Regions from separate parts of the Homo sapiens genome. Here region 1 is linked to region 2. Evidence: chromatin loops called from intact Hi-C (ENCODE). Cell type or tissue: PC-3. All regions are shown on one strand. Each heading gives the region's core, and the rest is flanking DNA. Links, peaks and the distances in the headings are about the cores only.

Region 1 (5,386 bases), core at 135-5,134, 180 kb after region 2:
GAGCAGAAACAGGGATGTAAGTTTTTACCTTGGGCTGTGGTCTTAGGCTTTTTGGCTTGAGTATGGGACTTTGCCAGGGACTCACCTTTTTCTGCCTAGAATTTCTCTGCTGCCTGTCCCTATCCGAAGGAGTACACTCTAAAACAATAATAAAAAAAAAGTATAGTAAATACATAAACAAGTAATGGTCCTTTATTGTCATTATCAAGTATTATGTACTATTCATAATTGTACATGTTATGCTTTTGTACAACCGGCAGCACAGTAGGTTTACACCAGCGTCACCACAAACATGATTAATGCATTGCACTATGACATTAGGACAGCTATGACATCATTAGGCTACAGGAATTTTTCAGCCCCATTATAATCTTATGGGACACCCTGTACTACATCCATTGCTCACCAAAATGTGGTTATGTAATGCATAACTGTACATTCAATTGTTAACAGGATTTAACTCTAGGAAATGGTTGTGGGGTAAAAGAAAGAAACAAAGAACTTCTAATTTTTAATTTTTACAATTCTCTACTCTTCCCCTGAATGACCGTATATAACTTTATAATGTTTCTCACAAACAGCTCCCGGTGTAATTCTGATGCTCAGCTAGACTTGGAATCACTGGCTACTGTCTATTTCTGTGTTCCTCTCTCAGCAGAATATTGGAATTAAAATGATAGCGAAGACTGAATGGCCAAATGATAGGAATTCTACAGAAGTCTTCCTGTATGAGGTTGTGGGAACATGGGTGGTGCACAAAGAAAATGGTCAGCTTGGATTGTTTTTCATTTAATGCATTTTTGGTACAAAAATGTCTCAGTTTTTGTTGTTGCTTGTTTGTTTGACATAGGGTCTCCCTCTGTCACCCAACTTCAAGGACAGTGGCTGGATCACAGCTCACTGCACCCTCGAACACCCTGGCCCAAGCGATCCTCCTGCCTCAACCTCCACAGTAGCTGGGAATACAAGTACATGCTACCACACCCAGTTTATTTTTTAATTTTTAGTAGAGACAGGCTGGTCTTGAATTCTTGGGCTCAAGTGATCCTTCCGCCTCAGCCTCCCAAAGTGCTGGGATTACAGGCATAAGCCACTGTGCCCATCCTGAGTATTTGTTTTATAGAGTACTGTGGACATCCAATAGATATTGATAATTATATCAATACTTTACCTGTGAATCCAAACAAGTAGGACTACATATGGTGCAATATGGCTTTAAGTTAAATAAATGATATTGTCTTAAATGTACCCCCATACTTAAAATAGCCATATGAAAAAATACTGATCTATATTGTTTCTTTTTCATACACACACATACATTACAGAATTTGTTTGTAAAAGCAAAGCACTAATTACCTAACCACCTCAACACAATGACTATTTAAAAATATTTATTTATATTAGATCTCAAAACAAATCTTCTATTGTTCATGTAAGTAAATTTTCTTGAGTTTTTGTCCGATTTTTATAATTCTGAAAACTAGTAATACATTTCACTTTTCTGTACACAGATATTTTTATAAACTGCAATATGTTTGAAAGTATTTTTTCCATTAAATAAAAGAGTAGTATTATGTTTCGAAGTGTCTGCTGTTACTGTTTCCACCCACTAAAAAAACATTCCATTGCTACTGAAAAAAAGTCACTTTTTTCCCTCAAAACGTTGTCAGAAATTCATGCGATAGTCTTTTCTTTTTCTTTTCTTTCTTTCTTTTTTTTTTTTAAATTCTTTGCTAGGGCAAAGGGGAGGGAATATTATGTTGTAGATCATGGCCTTATGTACCCTTGTAGTTAAATTTTGAGAAAAAATAGTTTTGAGTAAACAAACAACTAAAGCATCAACTATTTTATTTGTAACCACAGTTTTAAATCGTGTGTGGATCTTTTGTTTCTGGCTATGGGAAAGGTAAATAGGGCAGTTCCTCTTACAATCATGAGCCAGATTCCATTACATTTTCCTGCTTGTCCAAATAGCGAACGATGTCGTTTGTTGCTGTTCACTGCTAATTATCAGTCTTTCTACAAATTCAAGTAATTGCATTATTTGGAATTCCATGCTCCTTTAAGCCCCGCCAATGTTTTGTTTTGTATTGTAGTGCTCTGCAAATCTGTATAAAGCAATGTATCATTGTTAAATAGAGAAAAAAAGACCTTTCAGAAAGAATTACCCTGAAACTTTTAATACGACTATTTTTTGTTGTTTGTGCCTGGCTCCAGTCTGAATATCAGCGTAAGCATCACACTAATTTGTGAGTTTTTCCATTGTCGGTGAATGGGGTGCCCTCGGATACTTGAGTTTTTCTAAGCCTTTGCTTTCACTCCAACTGTGGGTCCTGCCACGCCCTAGCAACATTTCAACAACAAAGGCACGCCTCTGAAAAGTATGCAGCACGCTCTGTCACTTTTTCCTCCTTGTACAATCTTACCACTGAGCAAATGATGCGCTTGTTGTTTAAGCAATTGGTAAAGCAATGGTGAATAAACAATAATTTCTTGTTTATTCTAATGAAAGAGTAGTTGTTGAAAATGGCTAGCATGGCTATAAATATTCAAATAGGAGTTGTACGTTGCCAAATACCTTCATTTATTTACTGAACATGCCCTTCAAAGAGATTTTTTTTCTTCTTTTTTTTTAATTATACTTAAGTTCTGGGATACATGTGCAGACTATGCAGGTTTCTTACATAGGTATACATGTGCCATGGTGGTTTGTCTCACCCATTAACCCATCATCTACATTAGGTATTTCTCCTAATGCTATGCCTCCCTTTGCCCTCCACCCCCCGACAGGCCCCAGTGTGTGATGTTCCCCTCCCTGTGCCCATATGTTCTCATTGTTCAACTCCCGCTTATGAGTGAGAACATGCAGTGTTTGGTTTTCTGTTCCTGTGTTAGTTTGCTGAGAATGATGGTTTCCAGCTTCATCTATGTCCCTGCAAAGGACATGAACTCATTCTTTTTTATGGCTGCATAGTATTCCATGGTGTATATGTGCCACATTTTCTTTATCCAGTCTATCCTTGATGGGCATTTGCACTGGTTCCAAGACTTTGCTATTGTGAATAGTGCTGCAGTAAAAATACGTGTGCATGTGTCTTTATAGTGGAATGATTTATAATCCTTTGGGTATATACTCAGTAATTGGATTGCTGGGTCAAATAGTATTTCTAGTTCTAGATCCTTGAAGAATTGCCACACTGTCTTCCACAATGATTGAACTAATTTACACTCCCACCAACAGTGTAAAAGTGTTGCTGGAGTGCAGTGGTGTGATCTCAGCTCACTGCAACCTCCGCCTTCTGGTTTCAAGTGATTCTCCTGCCTCAGCCTCCCGAGTAGCTGGAATTACAGGTGTCCGCCACCACATCCAGCTAACTTTTATATTTTTAGTAGAGATGGGGTTTCGCCACGTTGACCAGGCTGGTCTCAAACTCCTGACCTCGTGACCCACCTGCCTCAGCCTCCCAAAGTGCTGGGATTACAGACATGAGCCACCATACCCGGCTGCTTTTTTGTGACAGGATCTCACTCTGTCACCAGGCTGGAGTGCAGTGGCATGATCACAGCTCACTGCAGCCTTGACCACCTCGACCTCCTGAGCTCAATCCATCCTTTTGCCTCAGCCTTCCAAGTAGCTTGGACTACAGATTAGCTAAGCCACCACACTTAGGTAACTTTTAATAGAGACAGGGTCTCCCTGTGTTTCCCACGCTGGTCTTGAACTCCTGGGCTCCAGTGCCCGGCCTGTATCCTGACTTTTTAATGATTGACATTCTAACTGACGTGAGATGGTATCTCACTGTGGTTTTGATTTGCATTTCTCTAATGACCAGTGATGATGAAAGTCTTCCTTTGAAAAGTGTCTGTTCATATCCTTTGCCCACCTTTTGATGGGGTTGTTTTTTTCTTGTAAATTTGTTTAAGTTCCTTGTAGATTCTGGATATTAGCCCTTTGTCAGAAGGATAGATTGCAAACATTTTCTCCCATTCTGTAGGTTGCCTGTTCACCCTGATGATAGTTTCTTTTGCTGTGCAGAAGCTCTTTAGTTTAGTTAGATCCCATTTTTCATTTTTGGCTTTTGTTGCCATTGCTTTTGGTGTTTTAGTAATGAAGTCTTTGTCCATGCCTATATCCTGAATGGTATTGCCCAGGTTTTCTTCTAGGGTTTTTATGGTTTTATGTCTTACATTTAAATCTTTAATTCATCTTGACTTAATTTTTGTATAAGGTGTAAGGAAGGGGTCCAGTTTTAGTTTTCTGCATATGGCTAGCCAGTTTTCCCAACACCATTTATTAAATAGGGAATCCTTTCCCCATTGCTTGTTTTTGTCAGGTTTGTCAAAGATCAGATGGTTGTAGATGTGTGGTGTTATTTCTGAGCCCTCTGTTCTGTTCCATTGGTCTATATATCTGTTTTGGTACCAGTACCAAGCTGTTTTGGATACTATAGCCTTGTAGTATAGTTTGAAGTCAGGTAGCATGATGCCTCCAGCTTCTATATTTTTGCTTAGGATTGTCTTGGCTATACGGGCTCTTTTTTGGTTCCATATGAAATTTAAAGTAGTTTTTTCTAATTCTGTGAAGAAAGTCAATGGTAGCTTTATGGGAATAGCATTTAATCTAAAAATTACTTTGGGCAGTATGACCATTTTCATGATATTGATTCTTCCTATCCATGAACATGGAATGTTTTTCCATTTGCTTGTGTCCTCTCTTATTTCTTTAAGCAGTGGTTTGTAGTTCTCCTTGAAGAGGTCCTTCACATCCCTTGTAAGCTGGATTCCTAGGTATTTTATTCTCTTCATAGCAATTGTGAATGGGAGTTCACTCATGATTTGGCTCTCTGTGTATTTGTGTATAGGAATGCTTGTGATTTTTGCACATTGATTTTGTATCCTGAGACTTTGCTGAAGGTGCTTGTCAGCTTACGTTTTGGGGCTGAGATGATGGGGTTTTCTAAATATACAATCATGTCATCTACAAACAGGGATAATTTGACTTCCTCTCTTCCTATTTGAACACACTTTATTTCTTATCTTGCCTGATTGCCCTTCCAATTCTATGTTGAATAGGAGTGGTGAGAGAGGGCATCCTTGTCTTGGGCTGGTTTTCAAAGGGAATGCTTCCAGTTTTTGCCCATTCAGTATGATATTGTCTGTGGGTTTGTCATAAATAGCTCTTATAATTTTGAGATACGCTCCATCAATACTTGGTTTATTGAAAGTTTTTAGAATGAAGGGGTGTTGAATTTTGTCGAAGGCCTTTTCTGCATCTATTGAGATAATCACGTGGTTTTTGTCATTGATTCTGTTTATGTGATGGATTACATTTATTGATTTGCGTATGTTGAACCAGCCTTGTATTTCAGGGATGAAGTCAACTTGA
Region 2 (5,386 bases), core at 319-5,318:
TACCTATGAACTTACACTGTCTCAGAGGAAGGACTCAGAAAATCATCTTGGTAAGCCCAAGTAAACTCTAAATGTAAATTCCATCTGAACAAATTATGAATGAGTGGAGTCTTAATAAAGTTGCAGAATGTTAAATGAGAGAGGAGAGAGTGAAAGATGCACCTTCTCTTTGATTTAAAGCATGTATTCACACACACACACACACACACACACATTTTAGAAGAGACCTACATGATTCCCATGTTTTCATTTATTCTAACAGCATTCACTGAATGCCAATGACATCCTGAACACCTTTCAGCTTTATGACTATATTAATCCTTTCTTGCACTGCTATAAAGAAATAGCTGAGACTGGGTGATTTATAAAGAAAAGAGGTTTAATTGGCTCACAGTTCTGCAGACTCTAGGAAGCAGTGTCTTCTGCCTCTGGGGAAGCCTCAGAAAACTTACAATCATGGCGGAAGGCAAAGGGGGAGCAAGCATTTCGCATGGTGGGGCAGGAGGGAGAGAGAGGGAGGGGAGGTGCCACACACTTTTAAATGACCAGATCTCACCGGAACGCACTCACTCTCAGGAGAACAGCACCAAAGGGGAAATTCACACCCATAAGTCAATCACCTCCCATTAGGCCCAGCCTCCAACATTGGGGATTACAAGTAAACATGAGATTAGGGTGGGGACACAGATCCAAACCAAATCAATGACTCTGCGTGTCATTCAACACCTCCACATCTCAGGTTCCTTCTCTGTAAAATAGGGTTACAAATTGTGCCAGCCTTGTAGGACCACAGTGATTGTTAAGTTAGTTAAGGTTTCCAAAGTGCTTAGAATAGTCTCACATGTGGTATGCAACATCTATTTTGTGGGCTGGGGAAGCTGGCAAGGACTTCACAGAGGAGGAGATGCTAGAAAGACTTGGATTGGGGAGGGAGCACGAGGTACTATCCTGAATCATGGGCAAACCGGTTGAGCGAAGCTTGGAGGCAGGAAGGAAGAAAGCTTGTGATAGTAACCCTAATTAAACCAGCCTGCCTGCCGTGAATGGTTCTTACTAGAATCCCCAGGAGAGAAGGTGAGGGCCAGATTTTGAACAAAGCAAAGCCTGGATTCTACCTCTAAACCACATATTCAAGTTAATCTTAAAAATGACAGTTCATGTTTTTCAAAAGGATTTTATGGTTAAACAAGTTTGGAAAACAGGGTTAAATAAAGACTAACAGGTTTCTTTCAAGCAGGATTTCCCCCAATGACCTTAATCTGCTAACACACTGCCAGAGGGGACCCACAGGCAGCAGTTCCCAAAATAGAGGACAGAATCCTCTGGCTTCAGAGCATCTCCCAGGAAAACTGTTCCGAGGTGCACACTCCTGCAAATGAAGCTTGTATTATCTATATTTTCTGCATTCTTGATGCTCTGGCATCTGGGGCCTTGCTGACAGGGGACAGACTGCCTCTCTGGGGGCTTGACAATTCTTAGAGATAGCAAACAACTCACCTGGGAGCCCATCCTTCATATGGAAACTAACAATCCAGAGCCAACACCCACCACATCTTCCACCTGGCACACATACCCCGGAGACAATGTTCATCTGCGCTCATCATCCAAGAGCCAGGTACCGGACAACTAGGGACAGCCTCTCTAGCCCAGAACCCACTGAAATTATTCAGGCTTACCAATCCTAAGCCTGCCTAGCCTTGCCTTTCCTGTGGAAGCCACAATAAAACTTCCTGCCCACACTCTGCCCCACCTCTCTCCTGCCTCCCGACACACCCTGGTGCTTCCTCGTGGGGCCCAGCAGGACACTTGCCCCCTCCTCTTGGGAACTGTTAGTAACAAACTGTCTTTTCCATACCAATCATCTCCCAACCTGTTGGCCTTACCATAGCTCAGTAACAATAAAACTACAATTTAAAATACTGGTGTTGGCAAGAAAGGACTTTCAAAGACGTTTAAGCAAAAGAGTAACATCATTATGTTTTAGAAATATTCATCTCACACATCCTCTCTATACTACATTTTGAATTCTCAGAGCATTGTTAGAGCCCCAGGAAGCCCAATACCAAACTGAAATGTTAATGGAGAGACACAGAGGGGTCTGGGAAGCCTGAACCCCCACATATATGGGAGAAGTCCTGCTAAATGTGATGAGACTTTGGGAGTACAGCATGTCTGAAAGAGGGCTGTCCCGTTAACCCACCTTGGATACCCTGTAGCCAGCTGTAGTTTCTCCACTGTGTTTAGGTGATTCTAGAGGTCAGAGGTCATCAGAACTTGTGATTCACCTGCAGCTTTGCAAATGGAGGTACCCCAAGGACTTGCAAGACAAATCCTACCTCTGAGCACTTCATTGCCTCATTTTTCTTATCAGCAATCTAAGGAGGTTGAGGTTGACTCACTTTGTAAAATACCTTCTGGCTCTGAAATTCTGTGATTCCTATTTTCTCTACAGAGCTACTAATTCCAGCAAATTTTATAATCCTATAAAAATCACTCTAAGTCACAAATATCAGGATTGCTGTAAAACTTTTCTATGTCCTTTTGTTCTTTTCTATGTGATGCCAGTTCTCCAAAGGGCACTTCTCTTTTGTGAGTTACAATTACCCCTACTATTTATTGTGAGCCAATTAAAATAAATACTGTACTTTGGAAAAGGAAATGTACTTTTTTTCCTACACCCATGCCAACCTTCATTCCACACCTTGCCCCATCATTTAATCAACTGTGATTTTTATCTACAGTTGGAAAAGACATCAGGGAATTAATGACTCACCGCCCAACCAGAGCTCTTTTAGGTCAAGAGGGCACAGGCTGCGGCCCCCCCTCCTCCCCCATGCAAAAGAGCACTTGGCAGAACCCTGAATGGGAACTGCAGTGAAAAAAAATAAGGAAATGAATCACTGGGCTTGACCAAGACTTACTAGCTCTGTCTCCAAATGAAGAAACAATGACAAAACTGCTGGTTGTCTGATAAACAAATTAGAGCCAAGAGTGGGAGACAGAAAGATTTTAGCTGTTATCTTCTAAAGGGAGAAGTTTGCAACCTGCTGGAAGGTGCTTCTCTGGACTTCCATGAAAACCAGCTGTCTGTCATTTGATCTCTGTGTGGATCTCAGGTTTCTCATATATAAAATGTCAGTTTGGAGACAAATGGTATTTCAAATTAAATGTCTTCTTTAGTCATTAAATGTGGAGCTCGATACTGAATCCTTTGACCATGCTCTTTTTTCAATACAGAAGATAGATGCCCAGGTATTACCGGATTGTAACAAAGCTACCAAAGAAGTATGATCATTGCTTAAAGAAATATTTGTGCAAAGCGGGGAAAATAGCCTTACAGTCAGGAGCATTAATCCCACCTAAGCCAGCCAAAATTAGAATGCTTGACAGCACAATTTGAAGGAGAAGGAAATGAGCAAAGAAGATGACGACTGACATTTAGGTTGGCCAGTGGGTTATTAGTCATAATAAAGAAAGGCAAAAACAATAATAAAGTAGAAAAGATTTGCCCCATTAGTCAGCAGTGTAAAGAAGCAGGTGTAAATGATAGCACTGAACATTGGAAGATGTGGACCATGCCGGAGAAATTGTCCCTGCGGAAGCATTCAACTGTTGTAGTCAAACAATGTTGTAATTATTCTTACACTCTTGTAGGCCCATCACTATATATATTTATTCAATATTTATTTATTGAACATCTACTTATATATAACTACCTTAATCACTTTAGTACCTATGGAGACGAATAATTTCTGCATTTAAGAACTTTTCTGGCTAGGCATGGTGGCTCATGCCTGTAATCTCAGCACTTTGGGGGGCTAAGGTGGATCGCCTGAGGTCAGGAGTTCAAGACCAGCCTGGCCAACATGGAGAAACCCCGTCTCTACGAAAAATACAAAAATTAACTGGGCGTGGTGGCGGGCACCTGTAATCCCAGCTACTCGGGAGGCTAAGGCAGAAGAATTGCTTGAACATGGGAGGCAGAGGTTGCAGTGAGCCGAGGTCATGCCACTGCACTCCAGCCTGGGTGAAAGAGTGAGACTCTGTCTCAAAAGAAAAAAAAAAGAACTTTTCTGTTACGTAAGGGCAACAGCTAATGATAACCCACTATAAGTACTATTGCACTGATAAATAAAAAGAACAATGAGCAAAAATATTCTTACCAAAAATCTTATGCTCAAGGTGAGATTAAAGCTTGCTTCAAAGAACGGATAAGATTTTAACAGGCATGTTGAGAGGAAAACTATTCTAGGAAGATTAAACAGAAAGAGCAAAGGTATTCCTTAAAATGGTTTACAAAACCCTTCCAAAGTTGACCCCACCACTCACAGTGCCTCATTGTCTGTAATCCCAGCACTTTGGGAGGCTAAGGTGGGAGGACTGCTTGAGCCTGGGAGGTCGAGGCTACAGTGAGCCATAATCTCACCACTGTACTTCAGCCTGGGTGGCAGAACAAGAATCTGTCTCAGACACACAAAAAAAGCTGATCCCCACTTAAATTTCCTGCTTATAATTCTCCCCACTCACCAAACTTCCTGCATCCTCCTATTTGTCATGTTTTCTGAAACCTCAGGACCAGAAACAGTTTTTTCCTAAACTTCTATACCTAGAAAACTCCTGATTTCCACTAGAATAGAAAGTAATTATTTCAGGCTTTGAAGACTATGCGGTCTGACTCACAACTATTCAATTTTGCTGTTATGCTGTGAAAATAGCCATGAACAATATTTAAATGAATGAGCAGGCCGTGTTGCAATATAACTTTATTTACAAAAACAGGAAGAGGATTGGATTTGGCCCACAGGTCATAGTTTGCTAACCCCTGCTATGGTGCAACATCACTCTCTCCTGGAAGGGAATGATGTTTTTAGTCCCAAGAAATATATGGAATGCAACTGTCTCATGTACTATTGGTTGTTTAATTGAAATTCAAATTTAACTGAGCGTCCTGTGTTCTATCTGGCAATCCTAATAAATGTCCATCAGAACTTCCTGTCTTCATAACAGCAATGCCAAAAATCCTAAGCGCTCAATTTCTGGTAAAACGTGTGTCTCTCGCTTTTCTCCAGCGGACGTTTCCCCCATCCCTTCATCTTCAATTCCCATTCCCCCAGACTCTCTCCCCTCTACAAGTTTGTTAATTGTTTTTAGAGAATGAGAAAGTAATTTTCATTTCTTTAATGAGTGTTTAAAGAATTAAGGAACGTTTGTCATGGCAGATACAGAAAATAACAGTCTCAAGATTCTCTCATTCCCTGGGTTTTATACCGTTGTATTAATCTAAAAGCTACCCATTTCATCATCTCCTTTTAATTCTCCCTGATGATTCAGGAGCTGTACTGCCTGTGGTTGGATTTGCTGCGATAACTTATCTCCATAGGACAGG

The links. Peaks named below come from ENCODE experiments on the same cell type or tissue, not always from the same donor. Only the 100,000 strongest peaks of a DNase experiment are listed, where the experiment ranks them.
Region 1: it touches region 2 in a loop (5-fold over the local background); 2 of 110 quality-filtered maps call a loop at or near these places.

The regions. Positions count from the first base shown.
Region 1 is chr18:70,240,256-70,245,641 of GRCh38, reverse strand. No RefSeq gene overlaps it. Among named protein-coding and RNA genes, the nearest start is that of RTTN, 37 kb to the right of the region's middle. In PC-3, for the core only: no CTCF peak of the experiment used is centred there; DNase peaks (open chromatin) are centred at 1,901 and 2,371; H3K4me3 peaks cover 1,257 bases; H3K27ac peaks cover 2,774 bases.
Region 2 is chr18:70,419,724-70,425,109 of GRCh38, reverse strand. No RefSeq gene overlaps it. Among named protein-coding and RNA genes, the nearest start is that of LINC01910, 38 kb to the right of the region's middle. In PC-3, for the core only: no CTCF peak of the experiment used is centred there; DNase peaks (open chromatin) are centred at 949, 2,399, 2,829 and 3,429; H3K4me3 peaks cover 1,735 bases; H3K27ac peaks cover 4,861 bases.